2 separate regions of the Homo sapiens genome follow, and region 1 is linked to region 2. A link is a contact called in ENCODE Hi-C or POLR2A ChIA-PET data. All regions are on one chromosome and are shown on one strand. The core of a region is the stretch at or near the end of the contact, and the rest is flanking DNA. Distances in the headings are between cores, read along the strand shown.

The links. A loop is a pair of places that touch in the nucleus more often than their neighbours do. ChIA-PET counts read pairs that join two places held with the same protein, here RNA polymerase II (POLR2A).
Region 1: a map of endothelial cell of hepatic sinusoid shows a loop between it and region 2 (4-fold over the local background). The contact joins two enhancer-like sites. A Hi-C loop is called at or near these places in 5 of 168 maps with a recorded cell type or tissue (Caco-2, endothelial cell of hepatic sinusoid, prostate gland and 2 more) and 1 of 37 single-sample maps with no recorded cell type. POLR2A ChIA-PET finds 5 or more read pairs at or near these places in 1 of 52 experiments (OCI-LY7).

Annotation. Positions count from the first base shown.
Region 1 is chr15:39,149,747-39,155,770 of GRCh38, reverse strand. All of the region lies in intron 1 of LOC105370777 (a long non-coding RNA gene), which reads left to right. Among named protein-coding and RNA genes, the nearest start is that of LINC02915, 98 kb to the left of the region's middle. Within about 2 kb of position 1,875, at least 2 of the 41 ENCODE cell types and tissues checked have a DNase peak (open chromatin) inside an H3K27ac peak, as active enhancers do.
Region 2 is chr15:39,078,200-39,084,163 of GRCh38, reverse strand. All of the region lies in intron 1 of LOC105370777 (a long non-coding RNA gene), which reads left to right. Among named protein-coding and RNA genes, the nearest start is that of LINC02915, 170 kb to the left of the region's middle. Within about 2 kb of position 4,588, at least 3 of the 41 ENCODE cell types and tissues checked have a DNase peak (open chromatin) inside an H3K27ac peak, as active enhancers do.

The sequences.
Region 1 (6,024 bases), core at 626-3,125, 74 kb before region 2:
TCTCAACAAGCCTTTTCAAATCATAATGGCAGGGAAAGCAATAAAAATTCAGACAATTTTGATGATCCAGACCCCATATTATCCTAGACAGGATGTGTTTTCTTTGACGGTTACCCTCTCTCTTCTATCTGAGTCTTTCGGGAATCTTCCTTTTCTTTTTCTTACCTAGGGAAGGTTTACATGTGAAAATTCCCCATCTAATATAAATTAAAATACAGGTCATTTTTCTAGGATAAGGTTACTTACACAAGGTTTCAAGAGCTTTATGAGTTTAAATATTAACCCTTTGCTATTTCTTAAAACAAGAATGGAAGCCTTACTAAAGCAAGAGCTGCCCATTCTGTTTTTTTTTTTTTTTGAGACGGAGCCTTTCTCTATCATGCAGGTTGGAGTGCAGTGGCATGATCTCGGCTCCCTGCAACCTCTGCCTCCTGGATTCAAGTGATTCTCCTGCTTCAGCCTCCCGAGTAGCTGGGACTACAGGCATGTGCCACCAAGCCTGGCTACTTTTTTTGTATTTTTAGTAGAGACGGGGTTTCACTGTGTTAGCCAGGATGGTCTTGATCTCCTGACCTTGTGATCCACCCGCCTCGGCCTCCCAAAGTGCTGGGATTATAAGCGTGAGCCACCGCACCCGGCTGCTGCCCATTCTTTTCACAGACCACAGCAGCATATGTTACCCTACACTCCAAAAAAGGCATGGAAAGATGCTGCCCTGAATCCTTTTGGGAATAAAGGAGGGTATGAGTTAATAAAATATTTCCAACAATCATCAGTCCATCCCAGGAAAGGAATGTTGTTTATGTGCATAATTTCTTTCCTAATTATACTCCTTTTAGGAAGAACTTTTTGGCTGGAATTAGTTACAGAGATATAGTTGCTTTGTCAGTGTGGACATTTACTTGAAGTGCACCCCTCATGACACACGAGGGAATGTAACAGTGCAAAATAAAATTGTTTCAACAAAGGATCTGAGAAAAGTTGGGAAAGAGTAGCTTGGGTCAGGAAAGGAGGAAGGTAGGTGGCACTATGGAAGTTGACCCTGTCAAGAAGAGAATGGTCAGAAATCAGGAAGGGAACTTGTCTTCTAAAGAATAGGTGGCTAAAAGAAAGTAACAGTGACCTGAGGTGAAACCAAGTGGGTAACCATTGTAAACTTGTGAGTGCTGGACTCTGACAGCACCCTGGGGTGTGGCTGTACCTTGTATGTGGCCCACAGTTTGTGCCCTCCAGTAGAGGGGCCCTGGAGTGAGAAACAGCCCTCAGAGTGCCTGGAACCCTGAAGACTCCTTATAGAGGAGACTCACTAAACAGGATGAACAGATAGTCAATCCCAAAGGCAATCCAGAGAAGGAAATCTTGCTTATTCCTTGTTTGGTGGCAATAGAACTGACTAGAAGCTAAGAGATCAAGTTCCAACCTCTGCCACTAGAGACAAAGTCCAGACTTTGTTTTGCCAGTAACTACAGGTGAGAGCTGTGATTTCCTCAGTCTGACATGGCTATTCTTTCTAACCAGTGCTAGCTTCTCCAAACAAGCTTCACCCCAGAAGTGGTAAAAATAAGAATTTATATTGTCATTGTCATTTCTCTAATTTTAAGGGCTTAAAAATTAACTCTTTGTGATTAAGCCTGTATACGCTTCCATTTCCATTTAGAAAACATGCTCTGGATTTCTTAATTTTGTAGACATGGGGATTAGGAGGGTTTAATAATGTCACATTCCAAGATGATAATATGTTGCTAAACTTCTGGGTGCTCTAAGTTTATTCCTTGTAACAGGTTTGGCAGGAACAAAACAATTACAGAATATGTGTGCCTTTGCTGGTCCAGGTGCCAAGAGGAGCAAAGGGCTGAAGTAGTGAGTCATTTAGTGACAGCCTTGTCTAGTCCCAAACAAGCCACTTATCCTGCTCTCTTCTCCACTTTCTGTATCCATGACAACGGGAGACTAGTGCTTGGATCTCCTATACTATTTCTAGAGGTTGTGAATAATAAAAAGAGTAGCAAGGCCAGGAGCAGTGGCTCACGCCTGTAATCCCAACACTTTGGGGGCCAAGATGGGAGGATCACTTGAGCTCATGAGTTTGAGATCAGCTTGGGCAACATAGTGAGATCTCTGTCTCTACAAAGAAATTAAAAACTTGACTGGGCATGGTAGCATGTGCTTATAGTCCCACCTACCAAAAAGGCTGATGGTGGGAGGATCACTTGAGCCAATGTGGTTGAAGCTGCAGTGAGTTGTGACTGTGCCACTGCACTCCAGCCTGGATGACAAAACAAGATCCTGTTCCAAAAAAAAAAAAAAAAAAAAAAATAGCAAAGAAGCATTCATCTTGAATTGTACATAGTCTATCAAGTGGCCTTAGTCTTTCTTGGGGATATTTGTTTTGACACATAAATTAGAAGAGTTGTCTCTGATCTTTTGAATTGTCCACATACAGTGTGATTAAGTATTTCTTTAGTGAGAGCTAGGTAAATATTATGGACTTACAAAATGAGAAAACATGTAATCTTGGCTGCAGTTGTGGATGATAAATAAATATTGTTTTAGCTAGCATTTGCAAAATGATTCACAATTTATAAAGCCCTTGTATATCCTTGTTACATTATACTTTCAGGTTTCCAGAAGAGTGCTCGTTTTCATTTAATGCAATGTTCTTAGGGGAAGTTTGAGAAAACATCTATTGCCACTAAATGATATCCAACCACCCTTCCCTTTCCTTATTTTTCTCCTTCAATAGTCATTGTGTCCAGAAAAGAACTAGATTTTTACATCACTCAGGAGAGACTCTATTAGCTGCAATATAGTAAACCCACATATATGATTGGTTATTAACAACAAGGGCTTATTCCTTACTGATGCTTTATGACCATCACGGGTCAACTGGAGGCCCTTCCCCATGTCCTAATCCTCAGGTGCACAGGCTCACGGAGGCTCCATGGTGTCAGGCATTGTCAGTTACTCTGGAAGTGTCTGGGAATGTGGCACCCGCTCTCCAAGGCCTCCACCCGGATGTGACACATATCGCTTCAGTCATGTTGTACCTCTGCTTGTCTTAGATGTCCCTTAGCCACATATAACTGCAAGGATTTGGAAATAGCAATCTTACGTGCCAGAAAGAAAAGGAACTGAAAATATCGGTGAACAATACTAATGATTACCAGAATTTTATTTACAGTAGGCCTGAACTTTGGCAAAATTGTGAAGAAAGAAAATTTTATTTTGAGTGTCCCAATTCTCATTATCATTTTCCTGTGTTCCGTACTCCTTCCTTTGGCCTCTTCAGTCAACCAGGGCTCTTTTCTTTCACCATCAGAACTGGTTTGATATTTTTGCTAATTTGTCTAATTCTGAGGTCAATGTTATAGCTTCCGATACTATTTATATTTTTAGCTTCATTTCCGATGATGGAATAATAAGCTTTTCCTCCAATAATGGTTGGGGGGCAGTTTCTTTTTCTGTGGAGTAGTTGGGGATTGAGAGGTCAGAGCTAAGGGAGAGATCTCTTGAATTCACACCCTGCAGATGGGAGCACACAGGCAGCAGGCTCTGTCAGAGAGCTACAGCCAGCTGTGAGATGACAGTCTCTTTTCTCAATGAGCTTAAATCATAGTAGTGAAGGAAACGCAAAGACACACCTATATGTTAAACGATTCCCCCAGCGCCCCCCACAAAAAAATAAGGCATTTCTTAGTGTGTAATTGAATAATGGTCCCCCAAAGACATCTGCATGGTAATTCCCAGGATCTGTGAATATGTTATTTTACATGACAAAAGAAACTTTGCAAGTGTGATTAAATAAGGATGTTGAGATGTGAAGATTATCCTAGATTATTCATCCCAAAGAAATCACAAAGCTCTCCATAAGAGGGAGGCAGGAGGGTCAGAGCTAGAGAAGAGTCAGCAACCAAAGTAGAAGTTAGGATGATGTGACCAAGAGTCCAGAATGTGAGTGGCTTCTAGAAAGTGAAAAAGACAAGGGACAGAGTTTCCCATAGAGCCTCCAGAGAGAACAAATTCTTATTTTAGTTTCGTAAGACTCATTTCACACTTCTGACTTCCACAACTGTAAGATAATCAATTTGTGTTGTTTTTAAGCCACGAAGTTTGTGGTGATTTGTTATAGCAGAAATAGGAAACTAATATATAGAGACTGTTTTAAAAAATGGTTCAGAGTGTAAGCTTCAAGGTCAGACAGAGATGAGTTTGAATTCTGGGTGAGCCAGTCCCTCACTATGAGTGTTGGCTCAATATATACAACCTCTCTACTCCTCAGATTCCTCACTGGTAAAAGCAGGGCAATGTTAACAGCCACTTATAAAGGTTGTTGTGAGATTAAATCAAATATTTTTTGTTTGGCCCACAGTACAGCCTCAGAGCATGTTACATACAAATGTAAACTCACAAGCATTACTGCCTGGGATGCCGCAACATGTACAATTATAACAATAACGCTTTATACATGCATAGAAATTTCCATCTTCCAGAGCATTTGACTTATGCAGATTTTATGTAATCCTTAGTTAAATTTCATGAGAGAAATCAGAACTAGTGAAGGGGCAACAGGAAAGGAGTCAGGCTGGTTGGAGACAGGCATGACTGGCATGGCTAGTGCAGACAGCTTCTTGGAGCTCAAGTGACACCTGAGCAGAGATTGATGGAAGATATTATTTTCAGTTCAAAAATATCAACTGAATACAAAATGTGTATTTTGTGTATATCATTTGGCCCACACTGTGTCAGGCCCTGGAATGAAGGTTGTAGGTATTATCAAACAGAAGCAAAGTGTATGAATCAAGAGAATGGCCTTTGCTTGGTTGACATAGTGTCCCGCCCATCGCTCAATGCACATCACTTCTAGCAGCTAATGCCTTGAACCTTTAGAACGTTGTCTCCTGTAGGATAATGGTTTTGCAATTTCAGTGAAAACTATCGTTGTGTTCTCTGAAATTTAAATACGTTGTGGCTATGGGAATTAAGGACAGCTCACATGAAACTAAGAGGTGTGGAGTTTGAAAATTTACACTCATGGTTAATTGTGTGACTTTGCTATGAGAAAGACCAGGGTTCAAGCTCTAGCTACTGTTTTAATGTTATTAACCTAAGTTCCCTCTGTGTGAAGTAGGACCAAAATGGTACCTACTCTCTATATCTTTTTTACAGTTATAGTAAGCACTCTAAGTTTTACTCATTATAATAATTATTCTAATCCAGAACTTTAAAAAAGATATCAGTTGATTAAAGTAACTAAAATAGCAAATACTAAGGTAACATTTCCTGAGAGCAACTTATAAGGAGAGAGTTTTCTATTCCCTTGTCCTGTTTTGAAAAACGTTCTCCAAACACATTTTCTCTCTCATATATTTCTCTAATATATATATTTGTTTCTTTATTTGGGGAAAAAGTCAAGAAAGCAAAAGACCTACCCTTTCATTTCAGAGATAAAATTTTAGGAAATCAACAAAGTCAAAGGGTCTTGAACAATTTGTTGTTGCTATGCTTTGTTTTAATTGGCTTTTATTAGAAATAACCTTAAAATCTCTTTTCTGAAACTACTCCACCACCTTTTTTTATTTCTGATTTTTCAGTCTCCAGATTGGAAGTACTTTATATCTATCTCCTAATTGGGACTCCAAAACTTCCCACTCCTGGCTCCCAAACACTTGCTAAACTTTTAATTGCTAAAAAATCCCTCTTCAAATGTGAGGACATCTGTGGGCATGGATTTATTTGGCTTTCTTCTCTCCCACTTTTGCTGCATTTTATGTAAACATTTTCAAGCTGCCTCACACAGATTCCTGTATGGTTCCCCCTAGCAACTTGTTTTGAGCCTGAACACTTTCCATTTATGACTGCTCCATGTTCCCTACCCCTTGGCCAATTTAGACCCAATGCCCTAGTGTTCTTTCCAATCAGTGAGCTGGGTGACAGCTGACAGGAGGTGAGTAACAGATGGGCAGTTCACCTCAAACCATACTTTGGTTTGCAACACTGAGAGTGATGATCTTGCAAAAGAAAAAG
Region 2 (5,964 bases), core at 3,339-5,838:
TAATCAGCTGCTGCCGAAATTAGGAATCATTCTGCTTCTTTTATTCTAAGGTGCACATTTCCCTTGTGGTAATTATATACCTGAAATCAACATGTCACACAAGCTACATAGGCATTTAGTGTGACTGTATTATTCTCCCCCTACTAGGTCTTATTAAAACGATGGTACATTAGATCATCAATGACATATTTGAATGACAGTGGGAACTGAAGCCTACAGAGTAGGAGAAGTTCCTTGGGATAGTCAAGACCACCATGGAGAACAAGCCAAAAAATGAGCGAGAAGTTATGAGTAAACAGAGGAAGCCAGTCAGTGCTCAAAGGAGGATGAATATGCAGAGAGACATTGGGCACAGTGGCCTGAGAGGAAACAGAGGGGATAACATCAGGTCTCCAGAATCTTCTCAACAGCCTTGGCCTTGAGGTTCCTCAACAAGAATATGAAGAAGGGAAACTTAACTAAGTCTCTCTTACTTCTTAGCAAGATTCTGAGACTTAACATTCTCAAAAGACTTTTGGGATATTTGAGAATTCTAAGTTTCTATGCCTAGCCAAGCCTCTCATTATCCAAAGTAATTCAAAGCTGGTGGTTCTCAGAGTAGTCTGATTGATAATAAGAGCATAAAGTTGAGGTTCACACCTAGATTCAGTCCCAGCAAAAAACAGAAACCCAACATGAGAGAACAGTTTCCACCAGTGTGGTTGGCCAGTGCTGGCTAGGGTGGAAGATGGGCTTTTAGGTGATGTTAATATGTATGATGACAGAATCTTTTGGCCCAGAGTGAGCGGTTTGATAATTCCCTTCCTGTGATGAAACACTGTGGCTAACTCAGTGAGGTAATTCAAGTTGAATCGTACATTGATATTCACAAGTTTCTTTAGACAATGGCTTAAATTGTCTTTTGCTAATTACTATATTGCAGCATCATGTTTATTGCTTTAAAACATTTACCAAGAGGTGTTTTTATCTTATTTTTCTACTTGGATATTGTCTCTCATTAAAATATCTGTCTCATTCACCAATATATTTTAAGCATTAAGTGACACATAGTAATACTTAATATATATTTGTTAGGGAAATAATAGGAAAGATAAATGTAACTAGTTTATTGAACATGTTAGGCTTGGTAGGGAACAAACAGAAGTTAATTTTATGAATTAATATGTAAATTTTCTTGAACATAGTAAACAATGTGTTGACTAACCAAATAATAACTACTATTATTTCTCATTGCTGACGGCAACTACCCTCTCAACTTTCTTGTCTTCCTCACCAGATAAAACCTTGGACAAGTTCCTTGGATTTTCTGGTTACTCTTGTGTTGGCAAATGTCCAAGGCTGACTCTCATTGAATGTTTTTGTGGATTTTATAGAGACCCTGCCTCATCACTGGGGCTTTCTTGCCTGAAGTCCCGTTTAGTTAAGCAATGCCTCCTCTAAAGTATGCTTATAACCTGTTCTTCATTACTGGTTCCTGACCATGTCCTCCTCTATTGGGGTCACTTCAGCATGCAGGCAAGCTTCTTGGGCTCACTCTTAATATGACCCAGTTTGGCTCCCTTTTTTGGAATCCACATCTGGTACATGGAGAATATCAAAATAGGAGGGCAGGCTATTCCCATGACAGCCACTTCTATTACCATGCCAGAATAGCCACAGCCCCAGCCTCTCACTTTTAGATTCCCCCAAGTTGGAATTGGATGCAGGTACTATGTTCTCAAACTCCAAGGGGTGCATGTCAAGATCTACACCTGTTTCACTTCAAGCTTCTCTTCAGTTGACTTGAGATGAGGGATAACCCCTTTCTTCATCCTCCAGGAGAGACTTGACATCATAGAAGCTGTCCATGACATTCTTCTCCACTGATCTCTTCAACCTCTCTCATGTAGTTAAGAGGTGGGTGAGGGGCTAATGTTGACAGAACTGATATTAGAATCTTTCAGCTTGCTCTGCATAGGTATCCTAGCACCACACTCTAAGACCAGGGAGGTGGAGGGTGGTACCTGGCACTTTTTTTTTTTTTTTGTCATTATTGGCCTTCGTATCATCCAAAAAGCTCTGAAACCAAGAATTCTATTTTAACATCCTATTACCAGAATATAGGTAAAAATGACAACTCCGATAAAGTCTTATTACAAAGTTAGACTAATCCTAATTAATAAGGGATTATCAAATAACTTATTTGATAAATTCTAAACTGTTCTCTATTCCAAACCCCAACCCTAGGAGTGGCCATGATTTAAGAGGGTGGAAATCTAAGGTATAGAATTAGGATTTCTTTGCAAGTGAAATTCATAAAAGTCAATCAAATTTAAAGGATGAGATTTGCTCTCCTGTTTTGTAAATCATGAATGATGGAGATCTGAAAACTCAAATTGAAATGGTATGAATAAAGGCTGCTATAACTTATTGATGGTGGCCATTTGGATTATGTCATTCTTCACTTGGGCCACTCACCAATAATTACTCTAAAAGTTTGACTACCTAAGTACCTTTTTCTATTGAAAGAGAGGGAGAGAGGGAAAGAGAAAGAGAAGATAGTAAAAAAAGAGAGAAAGAGAGAGATAATGCTAACTTGGTAGTACTTTCTCCTTATAAATTAATAAATTGAAAATGTGGCTTTTAATACTCATGTGTCTCCCTAGGTTTAACAACACGAATTAAACTTGAGTATAAGATGGATTAACCCTGGCTTAGCCTAAAGAATATCAGCCAGGTGTGGTGGCTCATGCCTGTAATCCTAGCACTTTGGGAGGCCGAGGCAGGTGGATCACCTGAGGTCAGAAGTTCGAGACCAGCCTGACTAGCATGGTGAAACCCCGTCTCTACTAAAAATACAAAATTAGCCGGGTGTGGTGGCACATGCCTGTAATCCCAGCTACTTGGGAGACTGAGGCAGGAGAATCGCTTGAATCCGGGACACAGAGGTTGCAGTGAGCCAAGATTGTGCCATTGCGCTCCAGCCTGGGTGACAAGAGCAAAACTGTGAAACACACACATACACACCATATATATATATATATATATATATATATATATATATATATATATATATATATATATATGAGTTTTGTGGTATGTCTGATTAGGATGTGGGGTTGTTGGCTCTGAATTGGGTTTTGATTTATTTCGGCTAAAGTATCTACAAGAAATTCTGTGCACAGACATGGGAGGCAAGGGAGAGCTCTAAAATGGGTTTGGACTTATTTTGGCTAAAGTATCCACAAGAAATTCTGTGCACAGACATGGGAGGCAAGGGAGAGAAAACAGGGGGAAAGGGCTATTCTGGTACCACATAGTGCCCTGTGACCAGTTTTTGGGCACCCATCGAGAGCAATGGCCGAATGGAATACAGGCCTCTGCTATTGCTTTGAGCAGTGGGAAAAGCTCCCAAGGAGTGGCAGCATTCTTTGGAGGGTGTGGAGATGGTGGGGTCCGGAGGGCTCACTGGATGCACCCATTGCTCAGGTGAGTTGGGACAGCATGAGCCAAGGCCCTGTGGGAGTAGCATGGGCAGGGCCTGCTTGAACACACCTGAGACATGTGTGGGGAGCTCTGAAGTACCTGGAGGAGACTCCTCAAGTGGCCAAGGTCCTCCTGTTATACGTGGTCCTCCTGATATACATGGTCTTCCTGATATAAGTGAAGGCAGCAAGCCTACAGTCTTTGAGTAATAACACCAATGTAAATGTGTTTGTGCTCACAGGCTGGGGGCATTCAGGTTGTGTGAAACTCTGGACCCGCAATATAGAGGACCAGACCCTAACGTGGTGTCTATCTACTACTTGGCGAGCCCTTGCTTAAAAAATGTGTTGCCAGCTGGGCGCAGTGGCTCATGCCTGTAATCCCAGCACTTTGGGAGGCCGAGGCAGGCAGATCACGAGGTCAGGAGTTCGAGACCAGCCTGGCCTACATGGTGAAACTGCGTCTCTACTAAAAATATAAAAATTAGCCAGATGTGGTGGCGGATGCCTGTAATCCCAGCTACTCAGGAGGCTGAGGCAGGAGAACTGCTTGAACCCAGGAGGCGGAGGTTACAGTGAGCCCAGATCACACCACTGCACTCCAGCCTGGGTGACAGAGCAAGACTCCATCTTGGGGGAAAAAAAAAAATCTATTGCCCTCACTCTGATCTCAGCAAGGTCAAATTTGAAGAAAAATCAATTATCTGTTTTTTTTTTTAAAGAAAACCTATTTTGCATTCTTGAAAATCCTAGCTAAGGTCTCAATTGATCATTAATATTTGTTCTTGAATAGAAGTTTCAAAAGACAGAAGAGTCCTCAGATCACTAAAGCTATAAATGGCAGTGAAAGGGCAGCATCTCCACACTTTCCCTCAGAGGCTAACATATAAGAAATTCCCATATATGGGAGCCAGGAAGAAGGAGGAAGTTTGGGCAAACATCCAGGGCTGTCTGTGGAATAAGTAAGATGGGCTTTAGTAAATTCCCAGCACAGAGGTGCTGACGGCCACCTGACTGAGTCATGCACTGGTGCATCATCGAAGATAAACTGTTACAAAATGAATCAAAATTCTTAAGCCACTGAGGTAAAAGAGCAGTTTCTGAGCTAATACTCTGTCTAGGCAAGCTTTTAGTTTTTTCTTGGATGGATTCCACCCTCATCTGCCTGCTTTAGGTGGCAGACTACACAACTGTCGGCAGAGACTGGCACATTGAAGGGAGATCCTGGAAGGAGTCCCTGTGCTGGGGGAAGAGTTTCCCTCTCCCAGCTTGACTGGGAGGAATGGCAAATCCTTGCAACAGAGAAACGCCTTGCTGCCTGCTTTCCTCTGACAGCCTGCTTCCTGACCTAGGGGTTGGGCCCGCGGATGGCATGGGCATTGGCTAATCATCAATCTAATTGCAGAGTCCTGCCCCCAACAGGCTTGTTAAACTCTTCTGCTGCCAGGCTTTCCAAAGACACTTTTAAAAAATATATACAACGGCTTTTTTGAAGTATAATTCACATACCATAAAATTCACTCATTGGCAATTCATTGTTTTTTACTGTATTCACAAAGTTGTACGGCCATTACCCCAGTCAATTTTGGAACATTCTATCACCCCAAAAAGAAACCCCATGCCTGTTAAGCAGTCACTCCCATTTCTTTGAAATACCTTCAGCCCCTGACAACCATTAATCTACTTTCTGTCCTTATGGATTTGCCTATTCTGGATATTTTATCCAATGGAATCTTGCAATATGTGGCCTTTTGTGACTTGCTTCTTTCACCAGCATAATGCTTTCAAGGTTTATCCATGTTGTAGCACGTGTGGGTATTTTCATTCTTTGTTATGACTGAATAATTTCATTGTCTGAATATGGCACATTTTATCTCTTCATCAGTTGACAAGACATTGGGATTGTTTCCACTTTTTGGATATTATGAACAATGTGGCTGTGAGCGTTTGTGTCTACATTTTTATGTAGACGCATGCTTTCTTTTCTCTTGGCTATATACCTAGGAGTGGAATTGTTAGGTGATATGGTAACTTTGTGTTTCATCTTTTGAAGAATTGCCAGATGATTTTCCAAAGCAGCTGCACCACTTTATATTTCTACCAGCAGTGAATGAGAGTTAGATTTTTTCACATCATCACTAACATTTGTTACTAGCTGGCTTTCAGCTTATAGTCATTCTACCAGGTGTGAAGTGGTATCTTACTGTGGTTTTTGTTTGCATTTCCCTAATGGCTAATGATGTTAGGCATCCTCTTTTGTACTTATTGGTTATTTGTACATTAGAAAACTGTCCATACAGAACCTTCCAAAGATGCTCTTAAATCCATGAAAATGCTTCTGAGGGAGCTGGACCTTAGGCTTGGCCATGATAGGGAAGCGTCACGCAACAGATGCCAGGCGCAGGATCCAAAATTTATTTCTCATGGTTATGAAAGCTGGGGAGTTCAAGATCAAGGCCTATGGCAAGGCTGAAATGAGATGAGCAGAAGAATGTCCTGG